2 separate regions of the Homo sapiens genome follow, and region 1 is linked to region 2. A link is a loop called in an ENCODE intact Hi-C map of the cell type or tissue named here. Cell type or tissue: ascending aorta. All regions are shown on one strand. Links, peaks and the distances in the headings refer to the core of each region. The heading gives the core; the rest is flanking DNA.

What was found. Peaks named below come from ENCODE experiments on the same cell type or tissue, not always from the same donor. Only the 100,000 strongest peaks of a DNase experiment are listed, where the experiment ranks them.
Region 1: a loop joins it to region 2, with 4 times the contacts of the local background. A loop is called at or near these places in 3 of 110 quality-filtered maps.

What each region holds. Positions count from the first base shown.
Region 1 is chr3:107,785,854-107,802,132 of GRCh38, reverse strand. BBX (BBX high mobility group box domain containing) reads right to left here. Exons shown (of 18, transcript NM_001142568.3): 14 at 12,257-12,346; 15 at 10,834-10,893; 16 at 3,413-3,610; 17 at 852-1,038. Among named protein-coding and RNA genes, the nearest start is that of LINC00635, 84 kb to the left of the region's middle. In ascending aorta, for the core only: a CTCF peak has its summit at 7,311; a DNase peak (open chromatin) is centred at 7,227; H3K27ac peaks cover 3,496 bases.
Region 2 is chr3:107,651,352-107,667,630 of GRCh38, reverse strand. All of the region lies in intron 3 of BBX (BBX high mobility group box domain containing), which reads right to left. Among named protein-coding and RNA genes, the nearest start is that of BBX, 140 kb to the right of the region's middle. In ascending aorta, for the core only: a CTCF peak has its summit at 7,064 (motif pointing left); a DNase peak (open chromatin) is centred at 5,310; H3K4me3 peaks cover 1,292 bases; H3K27ac peaks cover 3,417 bases.

The sequences.
Region 1 (16,279 bases), core at 4,006-12,005, 130 kb before region 2:
ATAGGAATATAAAATACCTGAATTTACAACAGGCTTTTTTGCCTTCCCAAAGGATCCATTAAGTAGCAGAATACCCAATTATACACTTAGAACTTAATATACTTTCTGTGGGGCTTCGCTGAGTTCAAAGGGTTTTCACATCTATGATCTCGTCTGATGCTTACAACTTCGTAATTCTTTGGCGATATCACTATGCTCAATGTGTGCTGAGAAAACTAAAGTCCAGAGAAAAAAATTACTTTGTAGGAAATCACAGAAGAGTTGAAGAAAAATCCAGGCCTCTGGCTGCCATGAGTCAGATGCCAAAATGCTCTTTCCCTTGAACTGCACTGTCTTCTGATGGCTGGTGATGGCACCAACACCATCACCAATAAGGGGCATTCCACACACCAGCACTGGGATGCTAGAGTTACCCCACATAACATCTCTGTGAAATGAGTGCCACCTGCCCCTGTTTTTTTAGAGGAAAAAAACCAAGGGTAGAGAGGTTAATAATCTTGGTCAAGATCTTTCGGTTTGCAGGTGATGGAGCTAGGACTCAAACCTCAGTCTGCAATGGGACTCCAAAGCTCATTGGTCAGATAATACTGCTTCCCTGCTCTCAGGCTTTTTACGGAAATGAAGTTTAGCCACAGGATAACATATTCAAAATAAAATACTTGGCTGACTATATTCCCTGGTATTTTCCCGCACTGCTAATTAGCATATATGCTTTTGTAATACCTCATATAACCAATAGTGCTCTTGAACCAAGTTTGAACCCCAATGCCCTGTAAAAAATGTCACAAATCACATCAAAGAGGTTGATCTGGTTTCCATGTTGCTTTCTCCTTCCACCTTCTACCACTAACCTGTGCACATTTTCCATGGCTGCCACTTCAGCCAGCGCAGCGAGGCTAAAGAACGCAGACACGGCAGGCATTTCTGGAGTACTGCTCCGCGTCTCCCCGACCTCGGTGTTGTGTGAGCATTTGTCATTGCAGTCTGTCTCAGTTGCTTTAGGGAGACTCCTCTGCAGTTGTTCCTTTGGTTTGTCATCTGTAACAAAAGAGAAATCCATCATGAGAGGATCACTCTGTTCTCTCCAGAGAAGAGACATAGAAAACGCTGTGCCAGTCAACATGAAAAGAGCTAACATTCTCTACCATTCACTTTTGCTATCCATCGAATATTAAGGCTTTTACAGAATCTCTTCTCCTCAGTAACAAAGCTCTTTTATTAAGCTTAGTTGCAACTATGGACAGCACTGTGCCCTGAGGCTGAGCTGAAGAGAAGCTGTGTTTTATCTGAGGTCAAAGAATGGGTCAGTCTTGGAGTGAGAAGGAAAAATGAGCCTCAGCTAAAATAAAACCCAAGGGACTTCTGTAGAGGGGCCTGTAGATGCTGTAAAAGAGCCCTTAAAAACCCAACTGACTAAGCATTTCTCATGAAGCTGTAGCATGCCCTACTATGGCAACTTGGACATTGGGTATGCTGTGATACCAACACTTAGGATGGCCTATACAGCACATTAACCAGTTCTAATGAGAGCCCAAGTTGTTATTTTGTTCTAAAGACCTACTGGAGAGAAGACAAAGCCCTCTGGTCTTTACAAAGAGGTGGATGAAATGCTGTGCAAGTATGCCTGCTACAAATGAGTATACTTTCTTTCTTATGTAGCCATTATAGAGAAGGGAAATTTTTATCATAGTTTTAAAAAAATTGTAAATATAGAAAATGACTGATAAAAGCTTTAAATATTATCTATTAGGACACAAAAGTGGTATGACACTTTTCTATGTAAATGGGACTGTTCTCATATTTCTTCACTCCTCCTCCAAGTGAAAACAAATGTGGATGTAACAATCTACAAAATGAAAGTCACAGAACAGAACTCAGATTGGACAGAAAAGGAGGGAGGGGACTGCTGGGCTAAACATCAGGACATCTAGGTGTTAGTCCTCATTCTACTTCTATTGTATTGAATGTACTCAAACAAAAACTTCCACCTCTTTGAATTTTTTCTCTTATATGACAGGGCAAAATCAGGGCCTTTAATATACTCTATGTTTCTAACAATCTAAATATTCAAAACACACAAAAGAAGTGCACAAAATTCATAAACTGTCCTCTAACTAAGCAAACAGTTCCCCTCTATTAACACCTAGATTAACCCAAATCACATAAAATAAAATTGCGGAGGTGCTGAGAGGCAGAAAGGCAACAGCCAAGGCCACTAGTACCTAGCTGGTATAGCACTCCAAGATTTTGCGGCCGGGGGGTCTCAGTATCACTCTTCGGCCACACCCCTTACCTTGGGCTCCTCCGGTCATTCTACTGCCAAAGAGGCTACCAGGAACAGCAAACAGACAACAGGCCATGATTGAAAATGGAGAAATTCACCAGTTGGTGAATTAAATCAGATAACTCAAGAAATCCAGAAGCATTCTCAGGCTCCCTGCATGGTCTAAACCAGTTATATAGGAAGTGAATGTTGGATGCATTTTAAGCTTAATCTACTGGTTTGAATGCCTGGTAATCTGGCTTGTAGTGACCCGAACAGCAGACCATGGTCAAATACTGATTCATCTAGTATCTTTAAAAGTATAGGATCTCCTGGAATTAAGATTGCTTTTGTGCACATTGAGAAAGATAAAGGGAAGATGACAGTCCTAAAAACTACCTTTCTTTTCTAGGAATTCAGATATGCTCTTGGAAAACTAGCTATGATTTTAAACATGGAATAAAACATGTTTGGAGGTCTGTAGAAAGCTGCAGAATAGACTCATTTTTCAGTAGGAACCACAGTTGCTTACAGTCATTTGCTGACATGGTGGTCATCTGCTTGCTCTGGTTATCTCTGTCTAAAGCAAGCTTGTCCAACCCATGGCCTGCAGGCTGCATGTGGCTGGGGACAGCTTTGAATGCAGCCCAACACAAATTCGTAAACTTTCTTAAAACATTCTGAGATTTTTTTGTGTTTGTTGTTGTTGTTTTTTTTTTTGAGACAGAGTCTCACTCTGTCGCCCAGGCTGGAGTGCAGTGGCGCGATCTCGGCTCACTGCAACCTCCGACTCTCGGGTTCACGCCATTCTCCTGCCTCAGCCTCCCAAGCAGCTGGGACTACAGGCACCCACCACCAGGCCCGGCTAATTTTTTGTATTTTTAGTAGAGATGGGGTTTCACAGTGTTAGCCAGGATGGTCTCGATCTCCTGACCTCATGATCCACCCACCTCAGCCTCCTAAAGCGTTGGGATTACAGACGTGAGCCACCGCGCCTGGCCTGGTTTTTTTTGTTTTTGTTTTTTTTTTTTTTTAGCTCATTGGCTATTGTTAGTGTATTTCATTGTGGCTCAAGACAATTCTTCTTCCAGTGTGGCCCAGGGAAGCTAAAAGATTGGACACCTCTGGTCTAAAGCTCTCTCTTCTTACCCAAAGTACCTCCTGCTGGTGATACCCGGCCATCTGCTGTCCTGACAAGGTGTGTAATCTTGGTTTTCCTTGCTTTTCTCTTTTGGCTGCCCACCAAAGGTTCTTGCGTTGTTGTTGGCTCTGGAGTGTTGAAAATGGATGGGATATTTTTAACCTTATGAACAGGCTCCATGGTGTTTCTGTCTTCTGAAAATATGGCTGAAATAGGAAATACCATGCATAGTTATGCACAAAAACAGAAGGCACCAAAATTGCTCTTAGAAGGAAACATGTCTAAATTTCTGACCCGTCTGAATGGAGAATTTACACTCAGAGTTTTCAAAGTACTGATGGAAAAAATGAAATAAAACGTTGCCCCTAACTTGTTTACTACCAATTGATATTTGCTTTGATAAATTAAATGCAGTGAATTAAGACACCCCCTCTTTTTTACATTTTCTAAGTCTCTGGGTGTTGCACGTTGGTGGGGACGATAATTTAGGTAAATCTGAGTAAATTATGTCCTCTTGTAAATTATGTCCTAGTTGTGATCAGGGTCCCTATCTGAGAGATCCTTTTGGCCAGTTGGCCTAGAGAGGATGGTAAAAGAAATTTCTTCAGAGGACACTAAAATTAAATATGTCCTTCTTAAATTTATATTTATGGTTGGGACATTTGCTTTTAAGCACCAGGTTGAATTGATCAGAAAAGAAATTGAGGCCTGACTTTCTTTCATGTAGATTGACTGTGCAGTAAGGACAGGACAAACATTGTTGAAGCCAGCACGCCAAGGAAAGAAACTCTCTTTCATTCACTGAATTCTAAAACAAGGAATACACTTAGTGAGATAATTTAATGAAGTCCCACATGTCATCCTGGCTTGTGGAGAGGCTAGTTTTAGGTATCCTAATTGTAACCCCAATGAATCATTTGATAGCACACTCCTATATTCTGAGTCACTCTGTCAAGAGCAAGGAAGACACCTGTACCACAGACTTTTCTCCTGGTTTACACAGATTGGGGAAGCTTGTGTCTTTTCTTACATACTCATTTTCTTAGCAGTTTACCCCCTCCTGACCTTAACTTAAAAGTAAGACAAGATGTGTAGATATGAGTTTAGTAAGTGTTTAGGGGTATACCATAGTTGAGTTTTATGATTGGGACTTTAAAGAAATTCCAGTGACCCAAGGGCTTTTAAGCCGGGAAAAGATGCACTTTCATAATTTTTAACTATCCAATTTCTTAGGATAGACATAGAAATTATTTTTGACAAAGAAAAGGAGAATGTGGGTCAGAAAACTAATGTCAGACATAACAAGCCCTAAGCAAACTAAATCCAGAGGAGGCATATCTGAAGGTAGATATTGGCAATAAAGCTATATATATATATATATATATATATATTTGGAAGAAAAGCTAAACTAAGAGGAAAAAAAAACTAGAGCAAGAATAACTCAGGGTGTGAAAAAATGAACTTGTTGGTATAAACACTTGCACAGCCCTCATTTAAAATGTTTAATCTAGGTGTTTAATGGATTTAGGTACATCCTCAAGAAAGAAGGCTATGAATTAATAAGATTATTTGTCCTGGAAATCATGGCACCTTGTCTTTAAAAGATGTTTCAAAAGAAAGGCTGATTCCAGGCTTCACATTCCTAAACAAGTGGGAAATAATTTCAATTACATCAAAAGAAAGTATGTAAAGCAGAAATCACACCATCATTTGTGGTTTGGCCTTACCTCAATATTGCATAACAGATGGCTGTGTGCAGACAGGCTTAAGATAACAGTTGTTTTAAAAAACTACTTGGCAATGCTCCCAAACACCTTTTCAAGTAAGTAATCAAAGGTCAGAAAACATACTCCTTTTAGATTGCAGATCTATTCCCAGGTCAAATAGATCTACCTCAATGGTGGATTAATTTACTCAGTTATTATACTTAGTCTTAGAATATTTATACTTTGATATTTAGCTTAACATAGGCCAGTGGTGGTACATATTTTAAGTTTTTTTTTTTTAGTTTAAACTTCAATAAAAGCTTCCAGCAAAATAAAAAATAATTCGGTAAGAAACACTCCAAAGAAGATGCATGATTCTATTTTAGCCTTAAAATTCAAAGCCTCCTTTAAGTATAAAGAAGCCCAAAATCTGAATTTACAATGAGCATTAAATAACATCTATTGCACATTCATAAGCTTCGAGATTTCGAATTTCTTATCCAGATCCATCAGCTGTCCCTTCTGATTACAGGAGTCTTGTTTACCTCTCCAATAGAATCACCACATTGTGGATGGACATTCCAGAAAGAACATTAACCTCTTCCCTTTTCTACTTCCCCTTCCCAGGAAAGTACAGAACATGTAGAAATAAGGGTATATAGTGGGGTTCCAAAGATGGAAAGGTGTATCATATCTTACATTAGAACTGACTGCGGAAAGAAGAACCAAGGAGGTCAATGAAAAGGCATGGATACCAGAAAAAGGCCAAGTCGGTTGGGAAAGATGACTTGCTTTTTACACAGAGACCATGGGGTAATGGAAGTAACAGTCACAGAGAGACCAGAATTCTACTACTGACTTTTAAATTTACTAACAGCAGTCCAACCAACCATGGGCCTCTGTTTCTTCATTCAGAGATGGAGGTTGGACTGTATTAGCTTTAAAGGAGCCATCTAGCCCTAAAATAACTTTGCTACATAGGCTACCATCAGAGATCTGGCCAGGGGCAACAACAACAACAAACCACCAGTCAGCTCCAGAGTCATAGGCTGGGAAACAGTACTCCTGTGACTAGCACTGTTTTTGTTTGTTTGGTGAGCCTTCAAATGGTTTCATTTCTACTTAATAGTTGTTCCTTTTCTAGTTTGTTCCAGATGAATTGGTAAAAACACAGTAAGAAGCGTAAGGCACAGCTGCAAAAGGGTTGATTGCAAATGGAGGTACAGTTTCTGCCTAAAACCAGACTGTGACTATGGAAAGCTCAGAAACCAGCAGGCAAAGAGCCTGAGGGCCCAAAGCAGGCCAGCAATACCCAAGTCCCAAGGGTCAGTATATTGGAGGAAAGTAAAGGAGTGAATCAGACTGCAGACCAAGTGGAAGAGGCAAAAAAAAAAAAAAAAAAAAAAAAAGACTACGTCGGAGGTTCTCATAAGTTCCCCAAAAGAAGGTAATGCCAATTAACCAGAGGTCTCCTCTAAACCTACTATTACATCAAAATGCAATGATGGGCCCTGCAGATGATGCACATTTGCAAAAGGTATGTAATGTGACCTTCCTAGAGTTTGAAAGAGGATAAGGGTCCAGACTAATGTTCTGACCCAAGGGTTAACCCCAGAACGTATGGTCTTGTTTGGTGGTTTAGACTGAGGACAGCCTTCAGGATCAGCCCTCAGGGAGACCCTTCCCCTAAGACAGAAGAATTAGGGAAGGCAGATGGGACTGTATCCGAGAAGTAATTTTCTGGAACAAAACAGTAGATCTGAGTCCAACGACATTGGCAAAGCAGACAAAAGCTTGGTGGTGAGGGACATGAGATGAAAAAAGTTCAGAGAGGGAAACAAGCACAAAAGTTGAGTACAAAGATAGCAAGCTAGTTCCTCCCGACAACCCGCAACCTAATGGAAATGTAAGAAAAGAAAGGCTTTGTGGCTCCAAAACAAATTAGTCATTTCTTTTCCAGCTTTTAATTGAGCACACAAAACTACCCGAACACTTCAGAACAAATCCACTGGGCTAGTTTTTACACCCAAACAATAACCATAACACACTTGGTGCGTATCATCTGAGAGTGATGATGCAAGCTCACTCCTGGAGCCACATCAGGAATGTAGCAATAAGAGACCGTCTTGTTTTCCAAAATCTGATCCCAAAATGTGGAGTAGGTTTTTTGGGAAAGCAGCATTGCTCTTGTATTGTACCCCATGAGGCCACTAGAGTGCTCCAGAGTCATGAATTCACATTCCAACTGGGGTTTCAAACTTGCACTGAAATTATTATAGCCAGATCTGGAATCTAATTGCCTTTGGTAGGTCTCCCATGAGCTGAAACAGCAGTCAGATGCTGAATAGAACACAGGAAAAAGAAACGAATGAGCCTTATCCAACATCCTGGGAGACTTTGCTGAAGTTATATAGCAACTATTTCAAACTTAAGAAAAGAGATCGAGTTAGATTGGGCACTGTGGATCGTGTGTGAAAATCTAACTATAAACCAGAATTTTCCTGCCTGTAATTAGATTTATACACTGCAAAGAAGTGAATTTTAACAGAGATTCCTAGTCCTAGGTTTTGGGGTTTTTTTTTTCCCCGTTGTGAAATACCATTTATATTTTCAATATTTGAACCAAATGAGGGTTAAAAGTCTACAAATATGAAAAACGGAAAATGTAGTAGCTGATGTACTTAAATGGAGATATGGTTTCTTCCCTATCTGCTTGTGTTGCTCAGGCCATAATTCCTTACCATGTATTCGGGGCTGATAAACCCTCCTTAATTCACTGGGAATGCTGTTAAGATGAAATTGAAAAAAATATATACATATATATGAAAGCCCCCTGTAAACTATAAAGTGGTAGTAAGTATTAGTTATCATCATCATTATTATTGCAATTAGAAACTTCTAGCTTAAAGCATGAGCATATGGCACCATAACTAGGTGGAAAGATAAACACAGTGGCAGAGGTAGGAGGTAGTGTTCTTGGTTTATTTGAAAATCCTACCTTTAATTCTAGCCTGTGGACAATTTTTTTTAATACATATATACCGAAATTTCAAAAAGTGGTTTAACAATTTTGAATTGTAAAAGCCCAGGGTTTAAGACACATTATAAACTTAGCATTTAAACATATTACTAAGCATCTAAATATTTCTGATATTTTGAAAAAAAAGAAAGATTGCAAGGTGCCTGTACACAGGGCAGTATAAAGAAAACACAGTGAACTTGAAGTCATCTACTTTAGAAGAAATCAGAATAGCTGAACAGTTATATAGCATCAGTTGACTCAATATTTCTATTAAAGACATCAGCTACAAACAATGCCTGTCTAACATTTGAGCAGGATTTTAATTTTAGACATGTTTAAATTATTCTATATTATTGCTATATTTTCTGTCATATATTTATACCCTCTCCAAGGTGAAGTTTCAATAAGCAGTGATATAGTCATAGACGAGAGAGAGGATTAAAGGCCTAGAAAACTCACAAAGCACATAGTCACTACACAAACAAGTAAATGTTGGAGATAGTAAGAAAATGAAAAACCAAAAATGGTTACTTTAAATTACTAGTAATTTCTGATGCTCAAATTGATTCCTGTTTTTCCTGGCCACATAAAATGAGTTTGTACTCTACACTAAACAATGGACATGCATTTTTCAGTGCATATTCTCCAAAAGTTGTTTCATATACATTAATAATAAATATAATTAAATATCACCAATTATAACTATATTTCTGCTAAAGCCTGGGACTGCCTGTAAGACTCAAAAGTGATTTACTTTTCTGCCCCCAAAAGCAGAAAATTAGGGCTACAGAATATAGTACTTCTAGTAACACAATACTTACTCAAGATATCAGAGCAATAAAATCATTATCAAGTGTTAGAGGGGAAACAGAATTTACAGTCTGTGTACTACTACATCTCATCATTCACCCAATCTCTAAACACACAAATTATATATGTACTTAATACCAATGTGGAGAGTAATCCTAGTGAGGTTAAACAATTTGTCATACTGAAAAATGCTGATTAGTGGCAGGTCTGAGACTAGAACCCAGATTTCCTAACTCCCAGGTAAGTGCTCTTTCTACCACACTGCACTTGCTCTGGTACCTCTGTAGGGTTTTCAGTGTTTAAAAAAACAGAACAAAGTACTTAGAACAGTATCATTTTAAGTAAAGAGTAAACATTTTAAGTAAAGAGTAAAGTGGTCCTAAATGTCCTTCAAACTCTTCTGCTAGTTCATCAGTGCCTTACATTAAAAAAACTATATGGAATATATTTTTAAAATATACAAGAGCTAATGTATCAATTTGAGGATGTTAGGATTTAATGCTGTGAACAGCAGAATTCATATTTTGTTTTGCCAGCACTGAAGCAGAATATTCCATAGAGGCTGTGAATGTGAATCAACAAGTGAGATAATAGATGTAGTGCTGGCGTTTTCTGTAAAAGTAAAATGACACGGAAGCTGATGTGGCTCATGTAAATGATGCCTACTAAATCAAAAATACTTATGTTTAACATGAACTCAAACTTGACCATTTTTGCTAGCTATCTTAAAAACATGAATATTTCTGATAAGTGACTTACGTCAATTGTGCATTTTTTTTCTCATTTTCAGTAAAGGAATGATAGCATATTTGAGAGTCAAAAGATGTGGACTAGGTCATGAAGTTCCCATTTCTGGATATAAGTGAATCAAAGGAGTTGAAACAAATCATCTCTAAAATCCCTTCTAGTTTTCAAATGAAGTGACTCCTAATTAAGCCCTACAAAAATGTCAGCTCTTTTAAAATATCTGCAATGAAAAAAAGAGAATCAACAGGAAGAAGGGAGAGGTGGCCTCTTAACCATTGAAGAAATTAGGCTTCACCTAAGGGCTCAATGCTTAACAGTAATAATATAAAGTCACAAATAAATATGGCCGTGAGAAATTTCAAAATCAAATCTGCACCTAGGACCTATAACATGACTAGTTAATATTGGATTTTTCTTGGGCTACCCATAAGCCTCAGGGTGTTCTATTCTTTTTTGTTGTTGTTGCCCAGGCTGGAGTGCAGTGGTACGATCTTGGCTCACTGAAACTTCCGCCTCCCGGGTTCAAGCAACTCTCCTGCCTCAGCCTCCTGAGTAGCTGGGATTACAGGCATGCGCTATCACAGCCAACTAATTTTTGTATTTTTAGTACAGACGGGGTTTCACCATGTTGGTTAGGCTAGTCTCGAACTCCTGACCTCATGATCTGCCCGCCTTGGCCTCCCGAGGTACTAGGATTACAGGCGTGAGCCACTGTGCCTTGCTGGGGTGTTTATTTTAATGGGCTAGGAAAACACCCAGGTCAGAAGTTACTCCTGCAGGCCTGCCCATGCCCAGCCAACCAGGTTGTTATTCCAGCTCCCACTGGGCATAAGCATCTGCCTGCAACATGAACTGCAATGCTGAATACATTTAGCTATGAAAAACTCCAATCTCTGATTAATGCGATTCAAAGGTTACAAATCGCCCTTTAACAGATTAAACACCACATGACACATTGCCTGACCCTTGGCAGGAGTCCCCCAAATAGCAGCTTTGATGTGAAAATTAAAAATAACCTAATTATGAACACATAAGTCTAGTGCTGTTGTTTAAACCTATATAAATTATACCTTTTAAAAACCTATACAACTTATGTCATTTCCAGCTCCGATTGTCTCAAATTAAATAACATTGCTTGTCTTACCTTCTGTAGGGTGAATGGCATCCAAGAAGAGTTGCTTGTTTGACCATTTATCCCCACTTCCTAAAAACAATGACAGAAAAGGAAAGAAAAGTGAAACTCTACTCTTAGTAGATTCCCCATACTACAAAAACAAGATGATATACAAACTAACTTTTGAAACATCACACAAATAAAGCTGAATTTTATGTCAATTACTTAATTCTTAAAATGGTATTTGCCAACTAAAATAATGAGGCTGTACAGAAAATGGATTAAAAATAAAATTTTTGTCTTTTATGAAATATAGTGTTGGATTATTTCTGTAACTTTAATCAAAGTAATCTGAAGATCAGTAAAACGGAATGAAAAAAGCTGATGTTTTCACCTAATGAATAATGTTTCTTTACTGTAAGCAGAAGAAAAAATAATATCAATATACAAAACAAAACTAAGAAGCTGAAGTGGAAGTGAAAAGAAGGCCCAAAGTAAGTAAAAGGTTACATACAGGAACATACAGGCACACATGTCTACACACAGGAGACAGCTGCGTTTAAAGCCTCATTCAAGAAACACGGAATGCTTCACATCTGGCCATGCAAGTAGGATGCAAATGGGCACCGGATGAGTTGGTTTATGGTAGTCACGACACTAACATGCAGGGAGATGCTAAAGAAAACCCGACCTACAGAATACTTGGCTGCACTGAGCCAGATGGGAAGATTTATCTTTTATGTGAAATAAGAATAGGAGTCCTGCACTATGGGAAGAAAGAGATCTTAAGATGAGCCCTGAAGAGGTTTAAAGGCCCATCAAGATCATACCAATGAGACAGACGTTCCGAGTAAAGAGGGGACAGAGTACAATCAGTCTCTACTGCCCTTTCAAGTAACAGGCATGTGACTGAAAGAGGTCGGAACAAGAGCCTGGCAAACGAGGGGGGGTGGAAGAAGAGACACAGGTTACAACTTAAGAGTGGAGAAAAAGGTCCGCAAGAATCCCCAAGTGTCAGAGGAAGTACAGAAACGGGGGCACTTTCACATGAACACGAAACTGTAAGATTTCATGAAGTAGGAAAATGTGGTCATGGTATGAAGGGCTGCCAAACATGTGAAAACCAAGAATAGTCAAAGAAAATAAATGGATAAGTGGTCAAGAAGACTGAATTGCAAAACGCACCAAATACAGATGAGAAGAGGCAATTTTAGGATTCATATGGGGCTCTGAAAATAGAGACAAATATGGATTTGAACAGCAATCCAAGTGAAGGAGATTTGCATTAGCTGCAGAGTCCGGAAAGAATGAGAACACCCGCGTCAGGAGCTGATGGCACTGAAGCAAGCAGAGGGGAGGACAAGGCAAAGGCAGTGCATGGGAGCATTACTCAAAGATGAATCACAATGGAGGTGACCAAGAACCCTTCATGGAGGATGGAGGGCACCAATACCTTTTTCCGGAACATTGGGCTTCTCCTTTTTGTGCTTATATTTGCTGACAATTTTGTGGAATAAGTTCTTTTTCTGAGACTGGAAAGGACCTACAGACAATATTAATATAAATATATTTTAAATTCACAATGTTTCATAAAAAATATTGTGTATTTCTCAACAATTCCACCCTCCTCCCTCCTGTGGAATAAGCAAATTGAATCTCAATAAATGTCATCTTGCATCTTCACCTACTTAACTGGTGCTTAGCCCCCTTTTTAGGCTTATTTAAACCCAGTGAGATTTTCCTTAGAAATGTATTGGGCAAAGCCTCCATTAGGGCTGGGACTCCCTAAGCAGAAACTGCAGATACAGTGAGTAGAAACAAACTACAACCAATAACAGCAAAGTGGCTAGAGTCTGTAATAGAGAAAAGATTTTACTTTAGACTCCTAAATACCATGAAGGAAAGGATGGAATATGTGTTTTATCTCTCCAATGAAACTGCTTTTCACAACAAGGATAGCACTTTCAGGACAGCAGTTGACCCGACAGCATTAGATAGCTTTCTGGCCTTTTATGAGAATAATCTAAGAAGAAAAAATGACTTAAAAAGAGAAAATATCTGCCAAAAAACTTTATTCTGGTTGGAAGGGGGAGATGTTTCAGATTCTTAGTTTTCTCAGATAAAGAAACAAAATTGAGATTTTTTTTTTTTCAGTGAACAATCAGAAATACCAGCAACAGCACTGACCTCCCCAAAGCCCCGGTGGCATCTCTCCACCTACCAACAGCTGCAACTACATGCTCTGCCTTCTGGCCACAGGTGAACCATTTGATGCTCCCATCTGGTCAGTTCCTCCACCCATGGCATAGCCCCACCCTCCTTGTCCAGCTCAACACCATCATTTCTCCCTCTCTAATGGGCCATTCCATCACTATACAAACAAATTCTTTTAACTTAGAAAAGAAAAAGGTGGCTCCTAACCTAACTTCCCTCACATCAGTTACTGCCTTAGTTCTTCATTCCTTCTGTAGCAAAAATTCCACAGAAGGGTTGCCTAGGCTGTCTCCAGTTTCTCTCTTTCCATTCTGTCTTTATTTATTTATTTATGTATTTATTGAGACAGGGTCTCACTCTGTCACCAGGCTGGAGTGCAGTGGGATGATCTCGGCTCACTGCAACCTCCACCTCCTGGGCTCAAGCAATCCTCCCACCTCAGCCTCCTGAGTAACTAGGACTACAGGTGGGGATCACCATGCCTGGCTAATTTTTTGTATTTTTTTTTTTGTAAAGTTGGGGTTTCACCATGTTGCCCAGGCTGGGCTCAAGCAATCCGCCCACCTTGGCCTCCCAAAATGCTGGGATTACAGGTGTGAGCCACTGTGCCCAGCCTCATTCTGTCTTAAACTCACTACAACTAGGTTTCTGCCCTGCCACTCATGGAAAACTGCTCTTCAAGGGGTCATCCAGTACCCCCATGCTGTGAAGGCCAATTGTGGGTCCTTATTGCACCAGGCTGTTCCTGTAGCTTCTGACCACTAGAGCCACACCCTCTGCCTTGAATGCCTCCTTCATTGGGCTTCTAGGATACCACCTTCTCTTCTTTTCTCTTCTCCATCACTGATATTTCCCTCTCTCTCCTTTGCTTATTATTTTCCCTGACCTCTTAATTTTGGAAAGCTCTGGGCTTGGCCCTTGTCCTTGTCTCTATTCTCACTCATCTGGTGATTACCTCTACTGTCAGGGCTTTAAAATAAAATGAAATAAAATAAAATAAAATAAATACCAGCTATAGGTTGAAGACTCAAAAATGCATCACCCCAGCCAGACCTCTTATATTGGGTGTATATGAAAAGTCAGCAATCTTATACTATCTTACGAGGACTTAAGAGATCCAGAGCTCCATTACCTCCATAACCTCATATCCTGCCACTCCTTTCCTTTGAGTCTCTCTAGCTGCATGGGCCTCCTGGCAGTCCTCTGCACATGTAGTCTCAGTGTTCCTGACTTTAGGATCTCTGAACCAGCCATTACCTTGCCTAGAAAATGTTCTTCTCCAAGATGGCCTAGAAAATGTTCTTCTCCAAGATGTCCGCACGGCTAACTTCCTCACCTCCTTCAAGGCTTTACTTAACTATCTTCAGACCACTCTATATAAAACTGCAAGCCAACCCCATGCCCATCACTTGATCTCCCGTTCCCTCACAAACCTATTGTTTTAACTGATTTTTAAAAACAGCTTTGTTGAAATATAATTAACATACCATACAATTCACCCATTTAAAGTATAAAACTTGTGTTTATATTCAGATATTTGCAACCGGCACCAATTTTTGAACATTTCATCACCTCAAAAATAAATTCCAAACCTTTTTAATACTACTACTCCTATACCTGTATTCCCCCTCTCCCTAAGCAACCTCTAATCTCCTTTCTGTCTCTATAGGTTTGCCTATTCTGGAAATTTCATATAAATAGTATCATATAATGTGATTTTTGACTTAGCATAATGTTTTCAAGGCTCCTCCATGCTACGGCATGTATCAGGGCTGAATAATATTCCATTTAATGGATTGTTTATTCATTCAACAGTTGGTGGGCCAGGTGCAGTGGCTCACATCTGTAATCTCAGCACTTTGGGGGGCCAAAGCGGGTAGATCACGACATCAAGAGATCAAGACCATCCTGGCCAGAAGAAAGGAAATAATAAAGCTTAGGCCAATTTCTCTACATCTTTGTCAACATTTGTTATTATCTGTCTTTTTTATTATGGCCATCCTAAGGATGTGAAATGGTATTATTCCCATTGTGGTTTTGATATGCATTTCCCTGATGACTGATGATATTAACTGGATTTTCTTGTACTTATCGGCCACGTATTTGTTATATATCTTATTCGGAGAAGTATCTATTCAGATCACTTGCCCGTTTTTATGAGCTGTCTTTTACTGCCAAGTTGTAAACATTCCTTATACAGTCTAGATAAAAGTTTTTTTATCAGATATGTGATTTGCAAATATTTTCTCCCATTCTGTGGGATGTCTTTTCACTTTCTTGGCAGTGTTCTTTGAAGCGCAGAAGATTTAAATTTTGATATGGTCCAATTTATCTATTTTGTCTTTTGTTGCTTGGGCTTTTGGTATCATATTTAAGGATTCACTGCCAAATCTGAGGTTATAAAGATTTGCCCATTTGCTTTGAAAGTTTTATTGTTTTAGCTTTAACATTTAAGTTTTTGATCTATTCTAAGTTAAATTTTGTACATTGTATGAGGTAAGTGTCCAACTTCATTTGAATGTAGATACTCAGTTGATCCAGAATCATTTTTTGGAAAGACTCTACTGTTCTCATTGGATATTCTTGGCACCCTTGTTGAAAATTAGTTGACCAAAAATGTCAGGTTTATGACAGGTTCTCTACCAATTCTATTCCACTGATTTATATGTCTGTCTTTATTCTAGTACAACACTCTCTTGATTACCATTGTTTTGTAATTAGTTTTAAAATCAACTACTATTTTCTTCTAAGATTGTTTTGTTTTTTCTGAATATCTTGCAATTCTACATTAATTTTAGACTCATTTGTCAATTTCTACAAAGAAGTCAGCTGGGATTCTAAGAGGGGTTGGGTTGAATCTGTAGATCAATTTGGGAGAGTGTTTCCATCTTAACAATAAGAAGTCCTCCAATCCATGAACATGGGATGTTTTTCTATTAATTTCTATCATATTTGTTTCAGCAATGATTTGTTTTCATTGTACTGTACTTCTTTTGTTAAACTTATTTCTAAGTACTTTACTCTTTTTGATGCTATTGTAAATGGAATTGTGTTCCTAATCTCATTTTTAGATTGTTCATTGTTTAAGTGTATCAAAATATAATTAAGTTTTATCTAATGACCTTATAACCTGCAGCTCTACTAAACTCATTTATTAGCTGTAATAGTTTTTTGGTGGATTCCTTAGGATTTTCTATATACAAGGTCATGTTATCTGAGAATAAATATAATTTTACCTCTTCCTTTCTAATCTAGACACCTT
Region 2 (16,279 bases), core at 3,134-11,133:
TTTCCAAATTAAGCCCATCCAATACAGAATCTATCATAAATGCATTTCCTAGCATCATCAGAAAGAAAATTTTGTATCACATATTTATATATTTATAAATTTTTCTACTGTACTTAAGGATGGTCCAACTTATTTTATTAATAATATAGTTTATTTTTAATATTTGTTGCAACTTAAATCATTAGAGAATATATGGCTTTCAGAAGACATTAAATTAAAATAAGAATACTAAATGAGTGTTGTAGGTTTTATGAAGCACTTTCAAGCCTGTCTAAATTAATAAAATATTAAGTGAATTAATACTACAAAAGAAACTTTTATCACTGATAATTTAAAATATTAATGTGAATACTTAACAGGTCAAGACTTTTACATTAATCAAAGACACATTATAATAACAGTCAGAATGAACATTCTCCTATCAGTAAAGTTTTCATGTCAGTAATTTCTCCCATTTTTTCCCTGATAAGCATAAAAGAATGTTTCTCTCCTTGAATTCCTGAGGAACAAAAAGTAATCTGTTCTTCTTGAGATAGGGTGGTATTAACTGCTTCTCTGAACAGAACATTGGGCATAATACGTTTCCTTAACAGTTTTGTCAAGTAAGCAGTTAGTTAGGAGGGGTGAATTCTCACAGATAGTCTGGCTTCTTGTGCCTCATGGCTGTATAGCCCAGTGAATCTTGAGTGTTTTATGTGTATGGAGGCTGGGGGTAGGAGGTTAACAGCTAGGCTTTCAATAATAAATAATTTTATATTTTAGGCCGGGTGCAGTGGCTCGCCCCTGTAATCCCAGCACTTTGGGAGGCCGAGGCGGGTGGATCATGAGGTCAAGAGATTGAGACCATCCCGGCCAACGTGGTGAAACCCCGTCTCTACTGAAAATACAAAAATTAGCTGGGCGTGGTGGCACGCACCTGTAGCCCCAGCTACTCAGGAGGCTGAGGCAGGAGAATTGCTTGAATCCGGGACCGGGAGGCAGAGGTTGCAGTGAGCCGAGATCGCGCCACTGCACTCCAGTCTGCCAATAGAGCGAGACTCCGTCTCAAAAAAAATAATGAATAATTTGACATATTAAAAACTCACAATTTTTAAGCTTCCAAATTTGATTCAGAATTCAGTTAGTGTTATTAAAAATAAATCCTTCACTAAAGAAGTTTCCCCCCTTTTCCTTGTTTTTTAGTTGTAAAATTTTTCTCCTGCCTTCTCATTTTATGCTAAAAGTTGCAAGACTTAAATGGAATGTTCACAAACCAGATCTATTAACATCATGAGGAGCGTAATGTGTCCACTGGCTAAGCACAACAGAAATGTACACATTCTGTATCGCTGAATAAAGGTGAGGAAGAGTCTATACCTGACCTTTGTTAAAGAACAAATACATAGCTCTCTGTCCAGGACCCTCAGGAGTGATTAGTTACAGTCTACAGAGAATTAAAAGGAAGTTGGTTCCCCTTCCCATTGTAGCCTGATCTCTGGCATCTTTTGCCTCTGGTGCAGAGTTCAAAAGTACTCACAAGATGAATCCAGGACCAGCAACACATTTAGGAAATATTAGTCACGTGAGAATCTGGAGTCAAATAACTCCTTGAAAGTGGTTTAGCAATTCCCTGCAATAGTTAATGGAAAGACTACATGAAGGTGCAAGGAAAGAAGTCAGGCTGTCACTCACCATTCACCTGGAGTTGAGGTGTCCCAAGCAGAGGAACCACAATAGAAAGGAAGAAACAACTTGCCTTCAGCACCAGATACAGACAGACTCAACGACTTCAAGGAAAAGCCCAACAGAAAGAATCAATACTGACTCAAAGATGGTAACTAGAGTGTGAGAAAAGACATGGGGTTATGCTGTATAGCAAATAACAAAGGTAAGGACGAGTTGCCCTGGGCATGGCTGTCGGGTTGAGGGAAGAGAAGAAGGAGCAAGAAGGCAGAACTCAGACATTAGCATAGAACAATGCCTGGGTTGCCTGATAAATGAAATCGGGAAGCCAAAGGCATTTTTTATACTAGAACAAATCAACCCTAAAGAACAAAGAGAGGAAGAGAAGTTCAATGTATGCCCCCACTTGCTTGGTTATGAGAGACAATCACTGGCAGGTTGCTGTGACACAGTTATGGGCCTAAAGCTCAGTAAGGTAGATAGATTCAGACTCTGGTAGTGGTGCTCAGACAGTGACAAAGCGTTTTTCATTTCAATTAGAAGATAGAATACAAAATTGTGGCGTCAAAAGGAATCTTACAGTTCACTGGTCTACCACTCTAATTTTTCAAAAAAAGTAGAGTAAAGCTCAAGAAGAAATGACTGGCTATGGTTTAATAAAGCTACTTACTAGCAAAACTATTTAAGGTATTCATGATTTCGGCCTAGTGCTTTTAGGGAAATTATTGTAGCTCAGCAGGGGAAAGGTATTTCAGTGCTGACTGTATTTACATCTTTCCTTTCTACATTCAATAAATACCCATTGAATAAGTACCAGGAAATAGGATAGATCCTGGTATATTTCCTGGGAAACTGCAGAAGATACATGTAGTAGTGGCAGCAAGCTTGACAAAACGCAAAATATTGAGATCAGACAATTAAAATTATAAAACACGAAGTACCCATTACGAGATTAGGAGGAACTTTTGATATTAAAATTGGAACAGTGTGTACAAATATCAGATACCAAAAGAATCATTGGCTAACAAAAACAAAAGAGGGCGAAGGACAGAAAAGGGGACCTGAGTCATTTACTCAAGCTTTTGGAACTTTTGCAATACAGAACAAAAGATGGGTTGATCAAAGCGCTGCAGCTTGCAAATAGTCCTCTGTGGGTCACTCTTTCTCTATCTCAACAAGAATTAGGGGGAAAAGAAAAGAAATGTACATTCTCTGCAAAAACTGTATTTCTTAGAAGTCAGAAACAGCTGACAGTTTTCATTTATTGCAAGAGAACATTTATTCTTATGATAAGGTTTTCTGGAGGCAAAACATTTAGTGAGCACACATATCCAGCTATTTCAGGATGTCTAGATTTAAATGAGTTTGAGAAAAGGTATGAGTGACAATTGGGAAACAAAAATAAAAGCAGCTTCCACAAAGAGTAAAACTAACTTTTAAAAAATGAGGGTCATCAGGGTTTTTGTTAAGATGATGTTTACAGGCAAACTAAAAAATCTTTTCCATTTTTAAACTTCTGCTCGGATATAGTCACATTCATGCAAAGTATCATTCCTAAAGATATGGTGAACATATTAAACAAAAATCTAGTAATTTTAAAGAACTATAGGAGCCAGAGAGAGAGAATACTTACATTCTGTTAGTGGGAGCATAAAATGTAACAAGTTCTATGGAAATCCACGTGGCATTATCTTGTGGAATTTCAGGTTGGGCATATCCTATCACCTAACAATTCAACTCCTGAACATATATCCTGAAGAAGTAATATGTACATAAAGAGGGCATATACAGGACTCAAGAACTTTTCCTCTGCTGCTTTATTTCCAATGACAAAAATAAAAGAAAAGAAAAAGAAAAAGAAAGAGGCCAGGCGCAGTGGCTCACACTTGTAAGCCCAGCATTTTGGGAGGCCGAGGCCGGTGGATCACAAGGTCAGGAGATCGAGACCATCCTGGCTAACACGGTGAAACCTCGTCTCTACTAAAAATACAAAAAATTAGCTGGGCACAGTGGCAGGTGCCTGTAGTCCCAACTACTTGGGAGACTGAGGCAGGAGGATGGCGTGAACCCGGGAGGCAGAGCTTGCAGTGAGCCGAGATGGCATCACTGCACTCCAGCCTGGGCGAGAGCGTGAGGCTCCATCTCAAAAAAAAAAAAGGAAAAAAAAGAGAAAGAAAGAAAAACAGCTAAATAGCCATTAAAAGAAAGTAAATAAACTATGGTATTTTCATACAATAAAAGATTATACATATATGACAATAAATGAATTACAAAGACAAGCAGGAATGAGTCAAATACGATGTTGAGCAGGAAAAATAGTTGTTGCAGAAGAAAACATGTAGTATGTATTATTTATATAAAATTTAAAAACAGGCAAAATTTAATGTAGGGGGTACATAAGTATGAGAAAAACGACCAAGAAAAACACAGAAGTAATAAACTCAACATTAAGGATTGTGATGAGGGGGTAAAGAGAGGCAATGGAATCTGGGTGGGGCACACTGTGGGCTACAAAGAAACTGGTAATGTTCTATTCTTAAACTAGTGGTAGGTTCTCAGTTATTCGTGTTAATGTTATTCTTTGTACCTTATCTACATAGTATAAATATTTTTGTGTAGGGTAGCAAAAAAAATTATCATAGTTTAGATTCATCATGATTCTAAAGATATGACTGCAGAATTATAAACACAGACAATGGTAGAGAAGGTAGCATAATAGGGTGCTGACTATAGCCACAAACTTATTTCTCAAGTTAATAAAATTTTTTGTTTAAAGGCACATATTCAGCTTGCAGACCATAGGGACATACAGAGAGTCTAATTCACCATTTCTAATATTTAATTCAGTATTGTGACATTATACCTGTTATTACTGTGAAACACAGTTTTCTAATGTTTTATTAGCAGAAGGTACAAAGGGTCATTAATATCCATGCACAATAAATATTCTTGTATCTATAGCATTTTCTGTATATACAAACATTCTTGTATATATAGCATTCTTACTTTTAAAAAGCTCTCAGAAATAACATATTTATTTAACAAACAATTTTAAAGGTATTTTTAAGTATCCGCGAGTAGCAAGTACCTAGCACGTACTCAGGACTCTTTGAGGTAAATATTTCCGGTGTTAGTTTACACATGTGGAAATTGAGATTCAGCATTGTGAAGTAGATTGCCCAACGTTTAAAAGCTAGTACAGCTGGGATTCAAACCATATCCAACTCTGATATCCAAACGTGAAAAGCATGCATCTACTAGCTAGGACCGTCTAAAAATACAACAGCAAAAATAAATTTCTAATGCAAAAAAAAAAAAAAAAAAACCCAGACTTGTTATATTTCAGCTTACTATTTCAGTTTATGTTATTCAGAATGCATCCCTGAACCATGTTCTAATGGTCTGTATCAATTTTATGTCACAGTACTTCTTTATTACTTCATATAATCACAATTTACACTTAAACCCTAAAAATTCTAAACTGGCAGCGGATACCAATTATGTTTATGGAAAGTCTCAACTTGGCTGTACTTCTTTTCATAACTGGAATTTCTCTAAGACTGGAAGTAAAGTTAGCTGTTGGGAGACTGAAACTTAGCACTTTCATTTCATTACCCGCCACCGTCAGGGATTCACTCACAGGGAAGCAAAAAGGCTTGCCAAGCCCCACAGAAATTACTCACTTCCACTCTCTCTTTCCTCATCTCTCTTCCAAATGTACTTCAAAACCTAATTTTAAACTCATGCAGGAAATCTGATTAATACCACTTGGCTTTCTCTACTCCATTAACCCTAGGCCCCATCAGCACACATAAAACACAATTCGTTTATATGATTATCTGTCAGCTTTTTAATTTGTCATTGTTTTTTTCATTTGCATGTTTGTCTAGCCTGCAAGAACCACTGACAAGAGTTTACAAATTTATTTCTTCTGTCCTGTGTCCTAACAAATTCTTCTTCCCCAAAAGGACCACCAACTATGCTGCGTGAACAGTAGTCACTTAACAAATGCTGAATGACTTACTACAGTGGAACAATTCGCCTCTGGTATTTCTCAATATCCCAGTGAATCCTCCACATCTATAACATGCTGGAGATGATACCAGGTACTGCTAGAGGCTTGGGGTCTTCCTGAGGGTGCCTGGGACAAGAAAAACACAGAGACCAGAGACAGTCAGGAGAAACACAGAGAGAGGAAACATGGAAATAAACAGAGGACAGAAATAAAGAGTTGAGAGGAGCAAAAGAGTCAGAAGTTAATGGAGAGATTAAGCAGCCAGAGAAATCACAGACAGGGAGGAAGCTGGCAATCTGAACTTGGGTTTTGGTTTTGAAACCACATTTCTGGTTCTATTTACTCATGTAATAGGTGCTCTCATGTTACTAAATCTGTGATACCGTCAACCATTTTGAAGTTATTGCCATGGTTTTTCTGAGCTTGTAACTTTACCTATTAAAATTCATCTTCACAGGGTTTCATCTTTGGAGATACATCTACACACACAATCCTCCAAACAACCCAGCTATAAATAAGGAAGTATTTTTCCCAGTTTAGAAAATGAAGGTCAGAGAGGTAATGTGACTTGCCCAAGACACAAGCAAATGAATGATAATCGAGGCCCCCAAATTTTCTGATTCCAAAATCCACTGCTTTTTCTGGTATCCTATATTGTCCCTAGTAGAATATTAAAGAAATCCAAACTGGTTTTGTAAAATAAAATTCAAATAAACATAATTAAGGATAAAATTTTTCTATCTTATGGGACACTGAATTACTCACACTACTCACTAGGATATTTTTAAGATATACCATAAAAAAATCTGCATAAAAATATCAGAATGATAAAAAAATTAAGAACAGAAATGAAATTAAGTGAACAGTCACTTGACAAAAATTTTTAAAAAGGGCTAGAATTAGTTTATTTGCTTCTACAACTTTGTAATTTCAGTCTTAATGATTCAACACATTTCAGCTGACTGGAAAGATAAACTGATGTTCTGCATTTCAATGAATTCTTAGAGCTAAGCACTAGTAAAGAACCGGTGCTCAAAACTACTTGTTCTCTCAAATGTCTCACCTAAAGTCTACACTGCAATCCAATTTCAGGGTACTTCATAGGGTAGAAATTATAAAATGTATTGCTCTTTGTATGCACGAGTATTCTCTTTTGAGGGGCACTTAAACTCTTCTAAATAATCATGCCTTTTTAGTAACATTCAATGGAATTGCCAGAAAAGCTCCTTTGATAAAAGTATAAGCATGTTATTGGATTTTACAGCAAAATAAGACAATAAGAACACAAAGAAATTTCTATTCAACTGTGTATCAATATATTTTCCATCATGTTCAGCAATTTTTAAACCAGAAATTTTCAAATAAGGTCTAAAGTACAGTACTGCTCTGCCCTCTAGTGACTGGATAGGTTTTGTGAGCTACATGCTTTTTTTTTTTTTTTTTTTTTTAATGCTTTTTGCACAATACTTACGATTTAAAAAAATTACATGATGGCTTCTTTTTCATCATTTAAGAAGTGAACAAAAAGTACTGGTCAACTTTTAAAATATGAGTGGTATGAACACAATGCAGGAAAGAGACTAAAGTTGAAGAATTTCTTTTCATCAGGCCACCCAAGTATTGCAAACCAGAAAAAAATTTTAATATAAACTGTTGCAATCCTTACATCTTTATGCAATTTATTTGGAAAAGTCAAATAATTCCATTACAAATATATTTGTTAAAAACCTTATAAATTTAACTTATAAATTCCAAATTAGTCAATTATATTATTTCAGAGTCTGAGATATCTAGATGAGTGATACTATATATATCACACACAGATGAACAATTTTCTACTAATTATAAAAGAGCAAAAATGCTTAATACAAAGCTATACTGAACATAATTTACGGTTAATTGCTCAAGTGGTACTTGAGGATTTTCCTGAACCTCAGTGTCATCATTAGAAAACTCACTATCTCTTCACTGCTATGTGTGGAAACATTAATCAAGGATGCCAGTTAAGACAGAGCTATTACATAGAGATTCACCCTACTACTTCAACGAAGGGAATCTGTCATATTATACGTCCCTCTTAATTTATCCTGCCATAAACCTCTTGCTAGGAACTGATGCATTTCTAGAACAGCATTTCTAGTCTCACTAAACCCAGGGTACCACTTCTGTATCTACACACTTACGTTAAAAATAAACAGTGCATTCATGCACATGAATGTAAAAGGATACCCAAACATGTGAGGATAATCTACAGGCAGTGTGGTGGTGTGGTTAGGAGAACAAACCCTGCAGCCAGACAGCCTGAGTTTGAATTCCAGCTTTGCCACTTATTAGCAGCGTAACCTTGGGCAGATAATTTCACCTCTCTGTTCTTCAGTTTCCCCATCTAAAAAATGAGAAGAAAAAGAAGCACCTACCAGTACTAAGTAATGGGTTATATTTTGATAGGTATTTGGGTTACACAGGTGTATGCATTTATCAAAATTCAGAAAATGTACTTTTAAGATGTATGCTACCAATGAATGTAGACTTACATCAAAAAATTATACATAAATATTGAACTCTAGTTAATATAAATATTATATAATATAAATGCTGAAGCATTTAGGGAGCTGTAGTGATATCTATATGTTCAGATGCATCAAAAATTAAGTTGAATTGATGAGGAATAGAGAGATGAAAAGATGACAGATATGTAATAAAATAAATATAATAAAATGTTAACGGCCAAATCTAGGTGGAGAGTATGTGAGTTTCATAATAAAATGTTGGGGGAAAATATGCCTACCTCTCATCAGACTGATGTGAAGATTAAATATATATAATACTATTAAATATAAAGAAGAATGCCTGACTTAATAACGGCATTTGACAATATATTTATTTAAACAAATGGAAAGTAGTGATCTATTCTTTCAAGTTGGTAGAAAAGGGGAGGAAAGTAATAAGGCACTGAATTCCCAAACTGGGGTCAGTAGTTGCCATCAAAGGTGTTACAGGTCAAATTTCAGATACATCATAAAACTGCACAGACTATGCAAAGAATATAGTCTTTGAAAGCAAGAATGAGCTGGATTTGAATCTCAGGTCTGTTTTTAACAAGTCAAGAAGCTCAGACAAGCTATTTAAATGTTCTGAGACTCAGTTCTCTCTTGTATAAGATGGGAATAATGACACCTACATTTAAGGCTCACTGTGAAGACAAGGAAGAAAAATACACACACACACACACAAACAAAGAAATTAGCACACAAAAGACAAATAACAGCTGTAGTTTTTAATCATAATCATCATTACTACCTAGGGCAAGTCTTGTTTATCTTTACCACCATTCTCTGAAGATGAAAACCAAAGTGGCTATGTATCTGTTTCTTAAGACTAGGAACTGCATATGCAGTTGGCCCAAATACTCCAAAGGGCTTTCTAAAGGATCTTTATTAAAAGAGTAGGCCTTATTTTAAGTTTCACTAAGTGTGAAAGAAGAGTCGACAATGACAGGAAATTTATTATTCATTCCTCTGTAATGCCAATTATAATAAATATAAGACTTATGAGTAAGGCATTTGAAAGTATTTGTTTGCTGATGGCATTTTAAAGAAAATCACTTCAGTGCATTTGAGGAAATGATATTAATACCTGGATGAGCTTTGATTTAAAATAGTCTAAGGTAACATATTTAAAGAATATTACAACTACATTTATAGAAGATGAGTTCTATGCTCCGAGGGAGAGGATTTGTAAATCATTATGGATTACTCAACGAAGACAGTGACTCAACACACAGTTTCAGCTAAAAAGAAAATCAAGAACTTGGCACTCAAAGAAGGAATATTGGAAAGATTATACAACATGGCTACTTCTTTGACTGCTCTATAAAACTGCTTTCTCCAAAGGTTATTCACCCCTGGATTACTAACTCAAGGAACTTTTTTCAGGCATTTAGATATCCCTAAATTTTCAATACTGTCAATCTTGAAAGTCTTCCCATCTTGCACAGCACTATTCTGCTTTTCCCACCACAGATCTGATTGGATTTCTTTCCTTTAGACTTCCCTTAACAAAGAATGGGTATTTTCAACAATTCCACTTTAGGCATATTATCTTTCACCAATTTTCAAAGTTTCAGCTCTTACCTCTCTCTTCTATTAAACCTATGTTCAGTCTGAATCTCTACCAAACCTCATCTCAAATTTATAACTACATCCTAAATATAATGCCATGGATATCCTGTGTGTTCAAATCCAATCCATCCCAAACTTCACCTCCCCCTCCCACAAATCAGTAATACTAGTAGCTCCTTACTTCTGATGGCAATATTAGCACTCTTGTGAACACCCACACTTAAATTAAAAACCTATCTTTGACTTTCTTTTAAATACCCTCCATTGCCTCCTAACCTCTCTGTCCCTCTACATCCCCAAAATGAGTTCAGTCTATTGTCAAGTTCTGTAGATTAATAGTTTCTAAATTGATTCAGGTGACAGATACCTAGACTTCATATTCAAGAAACACAGTGAAAGCTAAATTTACGATAACTAAACACACAAAACAGAGGCTAAATAGTAGTAGGAATCAAGTGTTTTAGAAAATTGTCATTGAAGGAATCCTTAAAACTGAGTATCCATTAACTTTTGCCCCGTAAATGGGAAAGACTAGTTCTGTAACTTGGAATACTTCAATCTAAAATATTTCAAGATCCAGAGTATAACCTTCATAATGTCTCTCATAATAGCCCCTTTTACAACTGTCAACACACTACAGAAGAATGAATGTTTTCTTACCTAGGATAATAGTAAAGCCCCCTAAACCAGTCTTTCCAATGTCTACCTTTTTTTCCTTCTGTTCCATCTCATTTATATCCATTGCTCAGAAGTTTTCAGTGGCCCATATGCCTTTTGAGGGGAAAAAAAAGTAAACTCACCTTAACATTCAAGACCCTCTTTACATCTCTGCCTTCACACCAAAGTTTCCCACCGTAACTTTACATGTATCCCATCCCACTGGCCCAAGTAGTCTATTCACCTTTCCATACTTCTGTTATTTCCTCTTCTTTGTGAAGTCTTCCCTGATATCCTTAAGTGGGGTTTAAGGTCTTCCTCAGAACTTGAAGTTTATTTGTATATCTCCCTCTTTTGTGCCTAGACATTGCCTTATATTACCACATCCTGATCTTGACAGTGTGTAACGCACTGCCTTGCACATGATAATTAGTAAATATTTGTTAGCTATACAGAGGAATAGAAAATACATTATTTATCTTTAAAGAAAACATTTTTCCAGTGAGACCACTATACGTTGTTCAGGTTCTAAAAAGAAACAGAACAGAGCAGGAGAAAGATTAAAGAGGGATAACGATCCAGAGCACAAACTCTCACAAGCAGTCTGGAAAGGTTTAGATTTCTCAATATATATTAATAATTTTAAAAGTATACAATTAAAGTCTATAAAATCCATGGTGGTTATGGTTTGGATGTTTACATACTCAACAAGGAAAAGGGAAAATTGCTATAAAAGAACCACAAACACCTAACACATACACACTAAATAAGAAGCAGCTTTTAGAAGGAACCAAAGTATTTCATAGATAGTACTAAAATACCTTGAAAACAAGTTTAGATATATTAATTGTTGAGAGATATTCAAAATTAATACAAAATAGCTATTGATACACGGGACAAAGACCAAGCTGTACTGGCTTTTATGCTTATGTGCATGAAAATTATTAGAAAATAAATACTTTCACAGAACATTTCTGAAGATAGAGAAAAAATATTTTTTTCTCTTGGACCAATTATGAAATGTTAAACCACTAACTTGAAATGAAGGAAAATTTTGCATCTCTTTTCAAGTTTATGAATTAAATAACAGAATAAGATCATGGTTGAATGAGCTATTTAAATTTTTTAAATATTTATATAGTTATCAGTGTGTAATATTTTTAAAAAATAGCACTTAGCTGGACATGGTGGCTCACGCCTGTAATCCCAGCACTTTGGAAGGCCAAGATGGGCGGATCACGAGGTCAGGAGATCGAGACCATCCTGGCTAACACGGTGAAACCCCATCTCCACTAAAAATACAAAAAATTAGCCGGGCATGGTGGTGGGCGCCTGTAGTCCCAGCTACTTGGGAGGCTGAGGCAGGAGAATGGCGCGAATCCGGGAGGTGGAGCTTGCAGTGAGCTGAGATTGTGTCACTGCATTCCAGCCTGGGGGACAGAGCAAGACTCCGTCTCAAAAAAAAAAAAAATAAAATAAATTTAAAGAAACTTAGCCAGGTGTGGTGGCACACGCCTGAAGTCCTGGCTATTGGGAGGCTAAGGCAGAAGGATCACTTGAGCCCAGTAGTTCAAGTCTGTAGTGAGCTCTGATGAAACTACTGCACTCCAGCTTGGGAAACAGAATGAGCCCTTATCTCTTAAAAAAAAAAAAAAAAAAAAAAATTAATTATCATACTTTAAGTTCCCATACTTAGTGAATTCTCATTAAGAATCATACGATATCTCCTTGTTTTGTTCAAATAATTATAGTCTTTGAAGAAAATTATCTAGACTATATAAATTTGTTCTTATGCTTAAAAAATTGACATAGTTTGGGCTGATAATCTTGTTAATACTAATAGCAGGTAGCAATAATATTCTTAAATAACTATAATCCACTGAATGACAAATGACTTATTTCCTAGTATTTTCATACGTTTGGGCTTTACTAAAATTGCAAAATTGGGGGAGGTACAATTAAAATAAAATCAAACTTCTATCACTTAGAATTGTACAGAAAATATTTTAAGAAATCCAACAATAAAAGTAAATGTTAATTTATTCTTTCCTAATGAAATCGTCAGGAAAGCAAGTCCATCTTGTATTCAATAAAGATTTTCCCAACATAGTAAAAATGTACAGTTTGAAGCCGGACATTTCTCTTGCTGTGAATAGAGATAGCAATAAACATGAAATTAAATTTCAAGGACCAGTTAAGAAGCAAAAAAAGTTATAGATCATTTTTTACTTGCTGCCTATTTTAAGAACACATTTCCTTAATAGTGCCTGCCATATGCTGGGTTGACATTATACCCTCTAGTACCTTTAATCCTCTAACAACTTTACATGGCAGGTATTTGCCCCATTTCACATAAAGCTAAGTAACTTTACCACATCCCAGTTACGGTAAACAGCTGAGTTAGTTTAGTCTTGAGTCTATCTGACTCCACAGCCCATGTTTCTAAGAGATCACCCTACAGTCAAAAACAAACAAACAAACAAAAACAAAACAAAACAAAAACATATTTTTTAAGTGATCCATTTAGATCTGTCTCCTATAAGGAAACGCTTAAGTTTCTGCCTACCCATATTAATATCAGGAATCAATAGTGAGCATTTTGGAGCTGACAATCTAGAGGTAAGAATCAAGATCTTTATAAGTATTCGAAAGTAAAAGTTCTAAAATATTTTTTCAGAGGCACATAATAAACTCCAATGTATAAAATATTCTATTATAGCAGAAAGCCAGTAAAAAAAAAATCTATAATTTTGCTGATTAGGGAAAAACTCATAAAAAGAGACATGATTGAAACACTTCTACTATCAATAAGATATAATAGCCTTATTAGAAAGATATATCTTTTGTTCTCTAAAAAGTGAAACTCTAGGTGAATAATAAAGACAGGCAACACCCAGCATTTTAACAGGAACTAAACTTTCAAACCTGAAAACTTTATGATTTATTTAAATGTTCACTTCACCAAATGAATTGAAAGATGATCTGTATGCTTCTGTCCTTCCAAATGGCCTGACAAAATGATTGCTATAAAAAGAGGTTTGGTATTTAAGGGGATTGACAATAGCTGCTGACTTCAAATTTTTCTTCATTAACTTTTATAATACACCTATTTAATGATTTGGTAACTCTAACAATGCTGAAAACATAGTGGTATTCAAAAACTCTATTGAAGGCATGGACGGAGTTTCATGTCCATCCAGGTGCTACCTGCATGGACAGGAGGGTATATACTACTCTGCACATGGATACATCTCACATTTGATAGGTGTTAATTTTTCTCTTATTTGGCAATTCTTCAGTATAATTATTGTGGCACAACTTATTAGGACAGTGCTCACCACATAAACAGTAGGTTGCTAAGCCCCTTTGGAAGCCAGTTCCTCCACATCTGGCTGGCTCTCTCAGAAACCAGGGCATTCTAAGTGCCTATGGTAATGTTCGATACTCTAAAACAGAACATTTCTGTCATAAGGAGACGCTTGGTAATAAATTGCTTTACGGTAAATGTTAAGAACACTGAAACAATTAGATAACTCATCCGTTTTATAAGAATAGTAATATAGCCACAGCAGAGACAGAACAACTGCAAATTAAGCAGGTTATACAAGATAATACAAAACAAACACAATATTCTTGTCTATCAGCTTCATAGATCAATTTGAATATAGCAATATCCTAAAAATACATCCCAGAACAAAACACCTAAATGTTGACTTCAGTCAACCTTTCTGGTACACATTAACTGAAGCCAGGTATCACATTGCATCTCTTAAAGCCCAACATGAACCAAAGTGCCTGCCTTAAATCTCACAACCTTCACATGTACTCCACTCACAGGGTCGCTGATGAAGTGTTGGAAAAGCACTTGTTAGAAGACTAATAAATCTTAACAAACACCTGCTGATTCAATGTAAGCTACAAATGAGCCAACAGGTATAGAGAAATTTTTTGTGGTTGCATTTTAAGCTCTCAGCCCACTAATATTTATTGATTATAAAACTAATGGCAAACTTGAAGGCACAAAGAGACCGTAATTTGGAAGAACACTCCTCTCCCTGAACGAAGTCTGGGAAAAATTTCCATGTAGACCAGGAGATGCTTATCAACACCAAGTTCAGTGGAATATAGGTTAATGAAATGTGAATTCCTGTAATACGAATTCATCACGTTTACTGAGCAACTTCTATGTACCAGATGCTATTTCTAAATTTTGGGAATACAGACATGCACAAAATAGACTTTCTAGTAAACTTTCTAGCATAAACAAGTCCTGTAGCATCTTGAAGAGGTTCTATGAAAGAATTACATGTATACATATATACATATGTTTATGTGTTTATATAGAATATCCAGTAAATGAATATTTTACACTAAAATATATGAAGATCCTAGGAGAAATGTTATGAGCAAGTTCCCCGCCTTAGATCCATTTATTTTCCTAGGAAAACACACTTCTCTATAATAGAGATCAGAGGGAATACAGACTTCAATATAAAAATACTTAATTGATCCAACACCTTTCAGAGTAGCATTAAATGCAGGAAGCCATGCCTGAATATATTCATACTGTCCTCAACTAGTGAATTTCACAATCATTAGATTGATCTTAATGTTAAGAAGAAATACACAGGTAAAATTCCTTATATACAAGGTTTTTGAGTTTGAGTCATTTCATAAATAGCTTTTAGGGAAGACTGAAATCAAAAGTGGACAAAACAATTACACTGACAAACTGATTAAAATTATATCACTGCTGAATAGCATATCCTTTAGTCTATAAGTACACAGAAAAACTGGTAAATTTTACAAATGAATTTAAAATTATTTTTACATAAAAGTATTTGTCTAAAAGGTTTGTTTCCTTTTTTGATTACATTTTTTAGACAAATGCCAAATCACTAGAAACTAAAATTATTCTAGTGATGTAGAACACACAGAAACACATATGTACACACAGACAAAAATCGTCCAAAAAAGAAACAAAGTTCATTTGAGCCTATATCAATATCCCACAAGTTAATGCACTATTTACTCAGCACTAATCCCAAGCACCCATCAACTGACTTACCTAATAGAAAAAGAACTGCAAATTAAACTAAGCAGGTTATAAAAGACTATATAATAGAAAGAAGTACTATACAGACATTGCACTTAGGTGTCCAAGGGAGAGAATTCAGTCATGGGTTCTTAGTTTCTGTTTCTGGTTGAACCAGTAAAGCCCCTTCCTCAGCCCTCTTTTCTGCTTACTAGAGACAGAAACTAAAAACCATGGCTACAGGCTGCTAAAAGCCTAAAACAAAACAAAATAACAACAACAACAACAAAATAAGGCAGGTTGAGAAATTCAAGCATCCATTACCTAATTTAGAAGCTGATGTCAGAGAAAAAAGGGGAAAAAAGAAAGAAGGCAGGTAAGGAGACAGGACAATAATTAAGTAGATCTATCAGACTTAGGACTCCCTGACTTCTGTTGGCATTATTTCAAATACACAATCTTTTTTTTTTCTGTTTACCAAAAATCTTAAGTATATGCCATTTCCTTGTTTGCATTCTCAACTGATTCACAAAGTAAAAGAATATTGCCTTACAAAATGTGAATTGGCTTGATAAAGTAAACAGAAACAGGTATAACCCAAAAGAGTAATTATCTTGTTCAACTTAATTTTCAAATACATTTCTAGTATTCCTAGATAACAATAAATACACATGGAAGTCAATTTTTATAATGATGTAATTCCTCCATCATATAAATCACTTGAATTTTCAAGTTCTTAGACTTAATTCCTTCACTTGTAAGAACCTTATTTTCATGGATGGTGACTTC